Linked DNA regions of Homo sapiens: region 2 is linked to region 1. A link is a contact called in ENCODE Hi-C or POLR2A ChIA-PET data. All regions are on one chromosome and are shown on one strand. The core of a region is the stretch at or near the end of the contact, and the rest is flanking DNA. Distances in the headings are between cores, read along the strand shown.

Evidence for each region. A loop is a pair of places that touch in the nucleus more often than their neighbours do. ChIA-PET counts read pairs that join two places held with the same protein, here RNA polymerase II (POLR2A). Pooled maps may share reads with other maps.
Region 2: a pooled map shows a loop between it and region 1 (3-fold over the local background). The contact joins the enhancer-like site here to the promoter of MCM7 in region 1. A Hi-C loop is called at or near these places in 2 of 50 pooled maps. POLR2A ChIA-PET finds 5 or more read pairs at or near these places in 3 of 52 experiments (H1, WTC11 and activated T-cell).

The regions. Positions count from the first base shown.
Region 1 is chr7:100,099,592-100,104,990 of GRCh38, forward strand. It overlaps MCM7 (minichromosome maintenance complex component 7), which reads right to left and starts at 1,806. Exons shown (of 15, transcript NM_005916.5): 1 at 1,673-1,806; 2 at 423-502; 3 at 1-162. The coding sequence starts at 1,703. It overlaps AP4M1 (adaptor related protein complex 4 subunit mu 1), which reads left to right and starts at 2,052. Exons shown (of 15, transcript NM_004722.4): 1 at 2,052-2,181; 2 at 2,289-2,377; 3 at 3,084-3,190; 4 at 3,273-3,369; 5 at 3,818-3,928; 6 at 4,021-4,101; 7 at 4,501-4,563; 8 at 5,283-5,349. The coding sequence starts at 2,124. RefSeq lists enhancers at 1,001-1,160, 1,506-2,058, 2,081-2,130 and a silencer at 1,271-1,370.
Region 2 is chr7:100,241,221-100,246,619 of GRCh38, forward strand. It overlaps the pseudogene CASTOR3P. Among named protein-coding and RNA genes, the nearest start is that of PVRIG, 24 kb to the left of the region's middle. RefSeq lists an enhancer at 2,284-2,683. Within about 2 kb of position 2,438, at least 6 of the 41 ENCODE cell types and tissues checked have a DNase peak (open chromatin) inside an H3K27ac peak, as active enhancers do.

The sequences.
Region 1 (5,399 bases), core at 556-3,055:
CCTCTCCTTGTACTGAGGCAGCAGCTCTTGTACGGCATCAGCAAAGAGCTTCGCGTAGCGCCTGGCATTCTCACAAATTGAGTCCACCAACTCGGGGTCATCCTCGGCTACGTCGTCCAGGTCCACATACAGAGCCACCTGTTCCCGATGAGCCAGCCGAACCTCAAGTGGGGAAGAGACAGAAACACCTCAGAGCCACATTCACTTTGCTCACCAGTGTTCATATGTGAAAATGCATCACTGAGAACTCAGCACAGGCTCTGGGCATCCACAGGGGAGAACGCAGCGCCACACAGAGCGATACTCGCTTTTCAGCCCTCAAACCCTCTAATTGTTATGTCTTTAATAAAACAAGCCAAGCTGCTGCTTATGGCTCCTTAAGCACCCCGCTCCCCATTCCCTTTACCCAATCTTAGACTTACCAACTGGTTCCCATACTTGAACTGCTTCTTCCCGAGTTCATCATCCTGGTAGAACTCTTGTAAGAACTTCTTAACCTTTTCTGTAACATGAAATGTAAAACCGTAAGACACAAACTTTAAGACAAATCTTAGATACCCATTTTCGCTTAAAACACGACCTATGAACTAATTAATAATATGAGCATTTAAATAAACCTACCGAAGTCTCCCCAAAGTGGGCATAACTCTTTTTCACAAGTCTGTTTCTAACCAGCGAAGAATAAAGAGCCCGTGGCAGTGCACAGGGCCATCCAACATCTCCCCAGGGGAATTCCGGTCCCTACTTTAGTTTAAAATTCTAGCGCCCTTCCCCGTTGGCCCCTCACACTCCGGTCTCAAGGTTCTCAGCTTTCTTTCCACCCCTATGATCCCCCGCCTTCTTTGGGTCCCCTTAGCCCCTGATTTCACCGGGACCTCCGCCACCGCACCCCGCCACCGCACCCCACCCCCGCTCCCGCCATCGCTTCCGCTCTTAGTAAACAAAGAAGCACATGGGCCCGGATTCCAGCCGCTTCACAGCTCGGGATTCCTCCGCCCAGGGCGGGAGCCAGTCCAGCCATTGGCCATCACACCCAGAGACACCGCGATCCCAGCCCACTGCCGCCTTTCCCGGGCCCGAGCGAAGCTCCGGATCCCAGGCACGCCCCCCCGGGCCGCAGCTCTCTCCGCGGCCGCCGCGCGGAAGGACACTGTTTACACGACACTCCCTCCAGCCTCCTCGCGCCACTTCCGCCCGGCTCCACTTCCGCTCGGAGGGCGGCCTCAAACGGCCAATCCCGGCGCGCAGCGGCCCCGGCCTGCCCGCCCCCGGGGCCTACGCGCGCCTGGGGAGGGCGCGGGAACCTGGGAATGCCCAAAAGCGCGAAGGAAAGCGGGCACGGGAGCCCAGAGCCCTTAAGACTCTCCTGAGGTCCTGGGCGCGACTTTTCCCTGTGCAGCCCCCAGCCGGGTTAGCGCGCCCCCAAGCCCCCAACCCCACGACCCTAACACCTTTACCAGGTGGGATTACTAGCTTTTCTTCAACATCGATGGCCCCCCGCACGCTTCCCAGGCCCCGTGGGCCTTAGCCAGGCCGCAGCTCGACCCTGCCTCTGGCCTCGCGCACCCCAGAACCCGCCGACCCCGGTCCCCCAAGACCCCAGCTCACACCAACAGGTGTTCCCCGGGAGGCTCCCCGCGCAGGACGCCCTCCCGGGCTCGTAGACCCGTACCCTTCTCTAGCGCGTAGTCCTTCAGTGCCATCGCTGCCGAGGGCCGTGCGGCCGCGCTTGGCGGGCTCAGAGGTCTTGCTCCTGGGGAAGCTGAGAATCTCCGCGCGGTGGACTGTGGCCGGCCAACCGAAATTGGCGCGAAACGTCGCCCCCCACGTGACCGGCGCCACTGCGTGCGGGCCAATCGGACAAGGCGGCCTTCTTCACCTCCCGCTAGCCGCAAGCCAATCACCGTGCGGGCCTAGAATGAGTGACGGGGAGGCGGTGCGGGCGTCGGAAGGGAATCTCCGGGCGGGGTAGTGCAGGCGCCGGGTTTCCCGCGGTCCGAGCTGGCGCGGGCGGAGGAGAATCGCTCTTAAAGGGCCAGCGCACACGCGTTCTTTTGTTCCGGGGCCGCAGGGCGGGGCAGGCCCGACTTTCGCCGTCTTCTTGTCTACTCTCCAGAACGGCCATGATTTCCCAATTCTTCATTCTGTCCTCCAAGGGGGACCCGCTCATCTACAAAGACTGTATCCTAGACCCTTGGGGCTGGGAAGGGGCGGAGGGGCCGGGCGGGAGGGGCGCCCAGGGCCAGCCTGTGTCGCAGGATCCTTCACTGAGTCCTTCCACCCGCCAGTCCGCGGGGACAGTGGCGGCCGGGATGTGGCCGAGCTCTTCTACCGGAAGCTGACGGGACTGCCAGGAGACGAGTCCCCGGTTGTCATGGTAACCAGTGGCGGGAGGCGGGTGAGGAGCGGGGTCCCGTCGGGCCGGGTGGGCGCCAGCTCCCTCCCAGGACTGGTTCATTGGTAGATTCCACTTGGGGGGTGCATTCCGCCAAATAAAGCTAACGTGAGGCCCGGCGCGGTGGCTCACGCCTGTAATCCCAGCACTTTGGGAGACCGAGGCGGGCGGATCACCTGAGGTCAGGAGTTCGAAATCAGCCTGGCCAACATGGTGAAACTCCGCCTCTACTAAAAATACAAAAAAAAAAAAAACATAGCTGGGCGTGGTGGCGGGCGCCTGTAATCCCATCTACTCGGGAAGCTGAGGCTTGAGAATCGCTTGAATCCAAGAGGCAGAGGTTGCAGTGAGCCGAGATCCGGACACCGCACTCCAGCCTGGGAGACAGAGCGAGACTCCCTCTCGGGGTAGGTGGGGGTGGGGAAAAAAAAAAAAAGAGTCAATGGGCGCCAGCAACACACCAGGCCCAGCTCCCTGCGTGACTCCATCCTCAGCAACTCGGGGTAGTTAGTGTAATTAACCCCCTTTCCACATTGGGAAGCTGGGCCCAGGCATATGTCATGTATCTCCCAAAGGCACTGCTGTTGTGACTAGTAAGAGGCATCGGGATCCGAGCTCAGGTCTCCTGGGTTCTGATCACTCCACCTCCCTTTTTTTAACGCCTCTCTTCTCCCTGCCTGTGTCTCAGCATCACCATGGCCGTCATTTCATTCACATCAGACACAGCGGCCTCTATTTGGTGGTCACAACTTCAGAAAACGTTTCTCCCTTCAGCCTCCTAGAACTGCTCTCCAGGTGAGGAGGGTTGGGCTGGGCACCTGGTAGCTAGGAGGGGTCTGAGAGGAGGAGAAAATACACGCTCCAAGTGTTTCCTCAGGTTGGCCACCCTTCTGGGCGATTACTGTGGCTCCCTGGGCGAGGGGACCATCTCCCGCAATGTGGCTCTGGTATACGAACTCCTGGATGAAGTGCTGGTGAGAATCAACAATCCCCTTCTGTGGCCCCTACCCAATTCCCCTGAAGATACATCTGCTCTTCTACTGTGGGATGCCGTGGTTAGGAGGCCAAGTCTACCTTTTTTTTTTTTTTTTTTTTTGCTTTTAGAGACAGGGTCTTGCTCTGTTGCCCAGGCTGGACTGCAGTGGTGCAGTTATAGCTCACTGCAGCCTGGAACTCCTGGGCTCAAGCCGTCCTCCTGCCCCAGCCTCCCCTGTGCCTAGCTAATTGTTTATTTTTTGTAGAGACTAGAGTCTCACTGTGTTGCCCAGGCTGGTCTTGAACTCATGGCCTCAAGCCATTCTCCTACGTCTCGGCCTTCCAAAGCGCTGAGAGTACAGGAGTGAGTCACCATGCCTGGCCCCACTCCCCCTCTTTACCCCTTCCCTCCACTGATCACTCAGACTGTCCTTCCTTTACCACTAGGACTATGGCTATGTACAGACCACATCCACGGAGATGCTGAGGAATTTCATCCAGACGGAAGCTGTGGTCAGCAAGCCCTTCAGCCTCTTTGACCTCAGCAGCGTTGGCTTGGTCAGTAGAGGGAAAGAGGAGGGTGAGGAAAGAGAAGAGGGGTTGGCTGGGGTTGTCAGACCTGATGATTGATTGCTTTGGATGCTTTACAGTTTGGGGCTGAGACACAACAGAGCAAAGTGGCCCCCAGCAGTGCAGCCAGCCGCCCCGTCCTGTCCAGTCGCTCTGACCAGGTGAGGGAAGGATCCATGGGGTCAGACGCTCTGGTTTTGCTCTGGGATCCGGGAGTCCAAGATCTTAGGTCGGGCACAGCGGCTCACGCCTGTAGTCCCAGCACTTTGGGAGGCCGAGGTGGGCAGATCACCTGATGCCAGGAGTTTCAGAGCAGCCTGGCCAACATGGTGAAAACCTGTCTCTACTAAAAATGCAAAAAAAAAAAAAAAAAAAGAAAAAGATCTTGGCACATCTCCCACCCCCCCAGATGTGGGTGGAGGTGGGAGATGATCCCTTCCATCACCCATGTCCTCACCCTAGAGCTGTAGCTTTGACTGTCCTGTTCTTTCTCCCTGTCTGTCCATTTCAGAACATAGGCTATTCTGCTTCCAACCACCCAAATTCTCTCTCTTTCTCAGAGCCAAAAGAATGAAGTTTTTTTGGATGTGGTCGAGAGATTGTCTGTACTGATAGCATCTAATGTAAGTTTGAGCTCCCAAACCTGGAGCTGAGGACAGATGGGACTTGGGAAACATGGTGGGGTGGCTAAGACTCCCAGCAACGGCCGGGCACAGTGGCTCATGCTTGTAATCCCAGTGCTTTGGGAGGCCGAGGTGGGAGAATTACTTGGGGCCAGGAGTTTGAAACCAGCCTGGGCAACATAGCCAGACCCCGTCTCTACAAAAAATACAAATAAACAAATTACCCAGACATGGTAGTGTACACCTGCTGTCCCAGCTACTTGGGAGGCTGAGCCAGGAGGATCACTTGAGCCCAGGAGGTTAAGGCTGCAGTAAGCCAAGATCGAGTCACTGCACGCTAGCCCGGATGACAGAGCAAGACCCTGTCTCTTAAAAAAAATAAATAAGTAAAAAAGGCTGGGCACAGTGGCTCATGCCTGTAATCCCAGCACTTTGAGAGGCCGAGGTGGGTGGATCACTTAAGGTCAGGAGTTTGAGACCAGCCTGGCCAACACAGTGAAACTCCATCTCTACTAAAAATACAAAAATTAGCTACTTATGGTGGCAGGCATCTGTAACCCTAGCTACTTGTGAGGCTGAGGCAGGAGAATGTCTTGAACCTGGGAGGTGGAGGTTGCAGTGAGCCGAGATCACGCCACTGCCAGCCTGGGCGACAGAGCGAGACCGTCTCAAAAAAAGAAAGAAAAAAAGACTCTAACCTTGACGCCCCTGCCTCTCAGGGATCCCTGCTGAAGGTGGATGTGCAGGGAGAGATTCGGCTCAAGAGCTTCCTTCCTAGCGGCTCTGGTGAGGCATCTGCAGGCAGGACCAAGGGTTGGGGTTAGGGCGGGTTCCTT
Region 2 (5,399 bases), core at 1,188-3,687, 140 kb after region 1:
AAGTGTGGCCCATTCTGTCTGGAATGAGGGAGGTTTGGCCACATCTCCTGCAGCCTATCCAAGTGAGGGAATGAAGGGATCAGGGCCTCACCTGCTTCCGGAGACTGCCCACCCCTGCCCCTGCCAGCCAACTTCTGGCTGCCTCCCTGCTGATGTTTTTCTGATGTGGCTAACAGTAGCATTCATTCATTCATTCATTCCTTTAGAGACAGTGTCTTGCTCTGTCACCCAGGCTGGAGTGCACTGGCATGATCATAGTTCACTGCAGCCTCCAACTCCTGGGCTCAAGTGGTCCTCCCACCTCAGCCTCCTGAGTAGCTGGGACTATAGATGCACATCACCATGGCTGGCTAATTTTTAAATGTTTGTGGAGACGGGGTCTTGCTATGTTGCCCAGGCTGGTCTCAAATTCCTGACCTCAAGCGATCCTCCCAAGCCTCGGCCTCCCAAAGTACTGGGATTACAGGTGTAAGCCAGTGCACCCGGCTGACAGGGGCCTTTTAAAACACGCAGTGAGCGGCCGGGCGCGGTGGCTCATGCCTGTAATCCCAGCACTTTGGAAGGCCAAGGCAGGCGGATCACAAGGTCAAGAGATCAAGACCATCCGGGACAACAAGGTGAAACCCCGTCTCTACTAAAAATACAAAAATTAGCTGGGCATGGTGGTGTGCGCCTGCTACTCAGGAGGCTGAGTGCCCAGCTACTCAGGAGGCTGGGGCGGGAGAATCACTTGAATCTGGGAGGCAGGGGTTGCAGTGAGCCAAGATCACGCCAGCCACTGCACTCCAGCTTGGAGACAGAGCAAGATTCCATCTCAAAAAAAAAAAAAAAAAAAAAAAGGCAGTGAGTGATAGAAGTGTTTCGGGGCCACAGTTCATGGAGCTTTTCTTCCCAGAGGAAAATCGGGGGGAGGGTGAATGCCCGGCTTTGTTCTGCTAACCAGCTGCAGCTTTTTCATCTGTTTCTCCTGGGTTTTCAATGGGTCTCTCGTGTTATTTACATTTCATTTCTCCTGTCTTTAGCAACTAGAAGCTGCCCTTTCAAGTTTTACTTAGAAAAAAGCCCTTAATTGGTTCTGCAACTGGAAGGGCGATCCTGAACAGGAGTTATTTTGCCTTAAGATAGAAAATAAGGCCGGGTGCGGTGGCTCATGCTTGTAATCCCAGCCCTTGGGGAGGCCGAGGTGAGTGGATCACGAGGTCAGGAGATCGAGACCACCCTGGCTAACACGGTGAAACCGTGTCTCTACTGAAAAAAAAAATACAAAAAATTAGCTGGGCGCGGTGGCGGGTGCCTGTAGTCCCAGCTACTCGGGAGGCTGAGGCAGGAGAATGGCGTGAGCACGGGAGGTGGAGCTTGCAGTGAGCTGAGATCGCGCCACTGCACTCCAGCCTGGGCGACAGAGTGAGACTCCATCTCAAAAAAAGAAAAAAAAAGATAGAAAATAAAATGTGCTTGTGTCACGGGCGACCAGGCTGAATCCAATCAGACAGCGTGGGTGATGGTGTTTGGCAAATTCCAGGGTGATTATGGAGAGGCAGGGCTACCAAAGGGGATGGATAGGGCAGAAGAAATCACAAAGATCTGGGGAAAGCCCCAGGAACCCAGGCTCCCCCCAAGGAGATCTCAGTCCTTGTAGACAAGAGTATACCTTCTGCTTGTCAGGTCTTGGTGCAAAATGATCACTGATTTTGGATCTCCCCAATTCTCACGGTCCCCAGTCCAACTTCCTTTCACCCCTACCAGCCTATCACCTCCCCAGCCATGGCGATATCCATTATAGTACTGAGATTAATCACTTCCATGTCTGTCTGCCTTTTTTTTTTTTTTTTTTTTTTGAGATGGAGTCTCACTCTGTTGCCCAGGCTGGAGTGCAGTGGTGCGATCTCGGCTCACTGCAACTTCTGCCTCCCATGTTCAAGTGATTCTCCTGCCTCAGCTCCCCGAGTAGCCGGGATTACAGGTGTGTGCCACCATGCCCCGCTAATTTTTGCATTTTTAGTAGAGATGGGGTTTCGCCATGTTGGCCAGGCTGGTCTCCAACTCCTGACCTCAGGTGATCCACCCACCTCAGCCTCCCAAAGTGCTGGGATTACAGGTGTGAGCCACCGTGCCCCGCCCCATTTCTGTCTTTGCGAGCAAGAGACAAGGCTGCATCTCCTCCTCCAGGGCCGCCATGCCCAGCACAGGGCTTGGTACGAGGTCTGTAATCAGTGTGACCTTAATGAATGTGCTGTAGAATGATTCCCATTTCACAGACGGGAAAACCGAAGCTTAGTTGGGTTAAAGGAGTTAGCTGCCTGGGGTCTGCCGAGCCGGGGCTGAGCTGCCTGTACGGGTTGGGGACTTCCTGAAGGCAGGGGGGACTTGTAGCATACGCCCCATGACTCAGCGTTTCCATTCTGAGACATGCACCCTTTACAGATACGTAACGGGAGACACAGACAAGAGGATCCGTGACAGCCTGTTCTCAGTAACAAAAACCTGGCCACAGCCCAGATGCCCATCAGCAGGAGAGGACATGAAGAATGGCAGAATATTACCCAGCAGGCAACATGAACCATCCACAGTGTTAAGCAAAGAGATAAACAAGTATCAGCAATGTCACAGCACTGTGGGTTGAAAAACAAGTCCCCAGACATTGTGTATGGCAGGGTACACTTTTTACAGAGTTACAACTACTTATGATTTAAAAAAAAAACAAAAACACCTGGCCAGGCACAGTGGTTCATGCCTGTAATCCCAGCACTTTGGGGAGGCCAAGGCAAGCAGATCACTTGAGGTCAGGAGTTCGAGGCCAGCCTGGCCAACATGGTGAAAACCCATCTCTACTAAAAATACAAAAATTAGCCTGGCGTAGTGGCACATGCCTGTAATCCTAGCTACCTGGGGGACTGAAGCACGAGAATCGCTTGAACCTGGGAGTTCGAGGCTGCAGTGTAGATCACACCACTGCACTCCGGACTAGTGAGACTCTGTCTCAAAAAAAAAAAAAGGCAATGCTTTGGAGTTGGCTGTTCGATCCTGTGGTCTTGGGCATATTTACACAGCTCCTGAGCCTGTTCCCCAAACTTCCAAGAGGGGTACATACTGTCTGCCTTCAGGAACCAGGGTGGGGAATCAATGTCCCTTTGTAGATAAAATCACCAGGTGACCAGCCTGGGCAACACAGTGAGACCCTGCCTCTACCAAAAAAAAAATCTAAAAAAAAATATTAACAGGGCCTGGTAGCATGCACCTGTAGTCCCAGCTACTCAGGAGGCTGAGGAAGGAGGATTGCTCAAGCCCAGGAGGTCGAGGCTGCAGTGATGAGCTGTGATTGCACCACTGCACTTCGGCCTAGGTGACAGCGTAAGACCTTGTCTCAAAAAATAAAAAATAAAATTAAAAAAGCACCAGGCGGCCGGGCGCGGTGGCTCATGCCTGTAATCCCAGCACTTTGGGAGGCCGAGGGGATGGTTCACCTGAGGTCAGGAGTTTGAGACCAACCTGGCCAACATGGTAAAACCCCGTCTCTACTAAAAATACAAAAAAAAATTAGCCGGGCGTGGTGGCAGGCACCTGTAATCCCAGCTACTCAGGAGGCTGAGGTGGGAGAATTGCTTGAATCTGGGAGGCGGAGGTTGCAGTGAGCCGAGATCGCGCCACTGCACTCCAGCCTGGGTGACAGAGCGAGATTCTGTCTCCAAAAAAAAAAAAAGCACCAGGCATGCTGTGGCTGCTTTCATAAACAGCATCCATTTCTGGTTTTGGTTAATGGCACGACACTTCCCTGGTCTTTTCCCGACATAACCAGAAGCACATTCAACCTTCTGTGTTCCTTACACCAGAGCTGAGAAAGCACACCGAGACACACAATCTCTGACCTTTCCCAGCATGCAGACAGTTTGTGTCAACATGCTGAAGACCACAATGGAAATATGTGACCCTAAAGTAACCTGCAGTCCTGCCCTGACACTATGAATTGGGACGCAACATTCTCTGGAGGCCTTGCTATTAAAGGACTTTGGGGACACGCTGGGGCATGGGCTGGAGTTGTTGTCCTGTCACATGGTAACTCTGGGAGTGGCCCTGGTTCCCGGTCACACTCATCTCCTGCGGCCACCACCACTCCAACCCTACCGTGTACTGCTGGCCTGTGGGGCTGGGTGTTCCTGGGGGCCCCTCGGCTGGCCCCATCCTTAGATGACCTCTGCCCAAACTCACCCTCAGCAAAGACATGCAGCTCAGAAATCCCCCTTCCTGCCACCGGGGCCCATCTACCCCTTGCTGGGTCAGCTTAACCTTCCCTCCCCCAGACCTCTTCCACCCCTGCCCCTCTGCCTTGCTCAGCACCCCAACACACACCCCAGATTTCCTAAGACACAGACCAACTGGGAAGGGCACCCTCTCAGAAAGTCTCTGATCATTCGCCCATCTTTTTTTTTTTTTTGAGATAAAGTCTTGCTCTGTTGCCCAGGCTGGAGTGCAGTGATGCAGTCATAGCTCACTGCAGCAGCCTCAGACTCCTGGGCTCAAGTGATCCTCCCAACTCAGCCTCCCAAGTTGCTGCAACTACAGGTACACACCACCATGCCTGGCTAATTTTTTTTTTTTTTTGAGACGCAGTCTTGCTCTGTTGCCCAGGCTGGAGCGCAGTGGCATGATCTCGGCTCACTGCAAGCTCTGCCTCCCAGGTTCACGCCATTCTCCTGCCTCAGCCTCCCAAGTAGCTGTGACTACAGGTGCCTGCCACCATGCCTGGCTAATTTTTTTGTATTTTTAGTAGAGACAGGGTTTCACCGTGTTAGCCAGGATGGTCTCAATCTCCTGACCTCATGATCCGCCCGCCTCGGTCTCCCAAAGTGCTGGGATTACAAGCGTGAGCCACCGTGCCCGGCCTTTTTTTTTTTTCATTTTTTTGTAAAGACAGGGTCTCACTATATTGCTCAAACTGGTCTCGAACTCCTGGCCTCGAGTGATCCTCCCGCCTCAGCCTCCCAAAGTGCTGGGGTTACATGTGAGCCACTGTGTCAGCCACTGTGTCTGGCCTGTCCACCCATCTGATCCCTTCTCTCTGGCCTCAGGAAAACAGCACTCTGGCAAACTCCTTCCTCCTTTCATGACTCTCCCAAGCACCTCCCTGAGCTGTCGGTTTCATACTTGGCTTCTTAGTCTTAGCAATAAATAGGATCAAGTTTCTTCTGTCCTAAAAAAAAAGTCTTCCTTCATCCCCATCTCCTCCTGAGGCCACCTCCTTACCCCGACCACCTGCCATTGGGCCACGTCCTCAAGCCCTCCAGGGCATCCCGCTCCGTTCATCAGTGACCTCCCTGAGCCCAGCCCGATGACGTCTTCCCTTGTGCCTCCCTGCCCATGACCTGTTGCCTGGACCCACATGGCTGGCCAAGGCCTCCCTG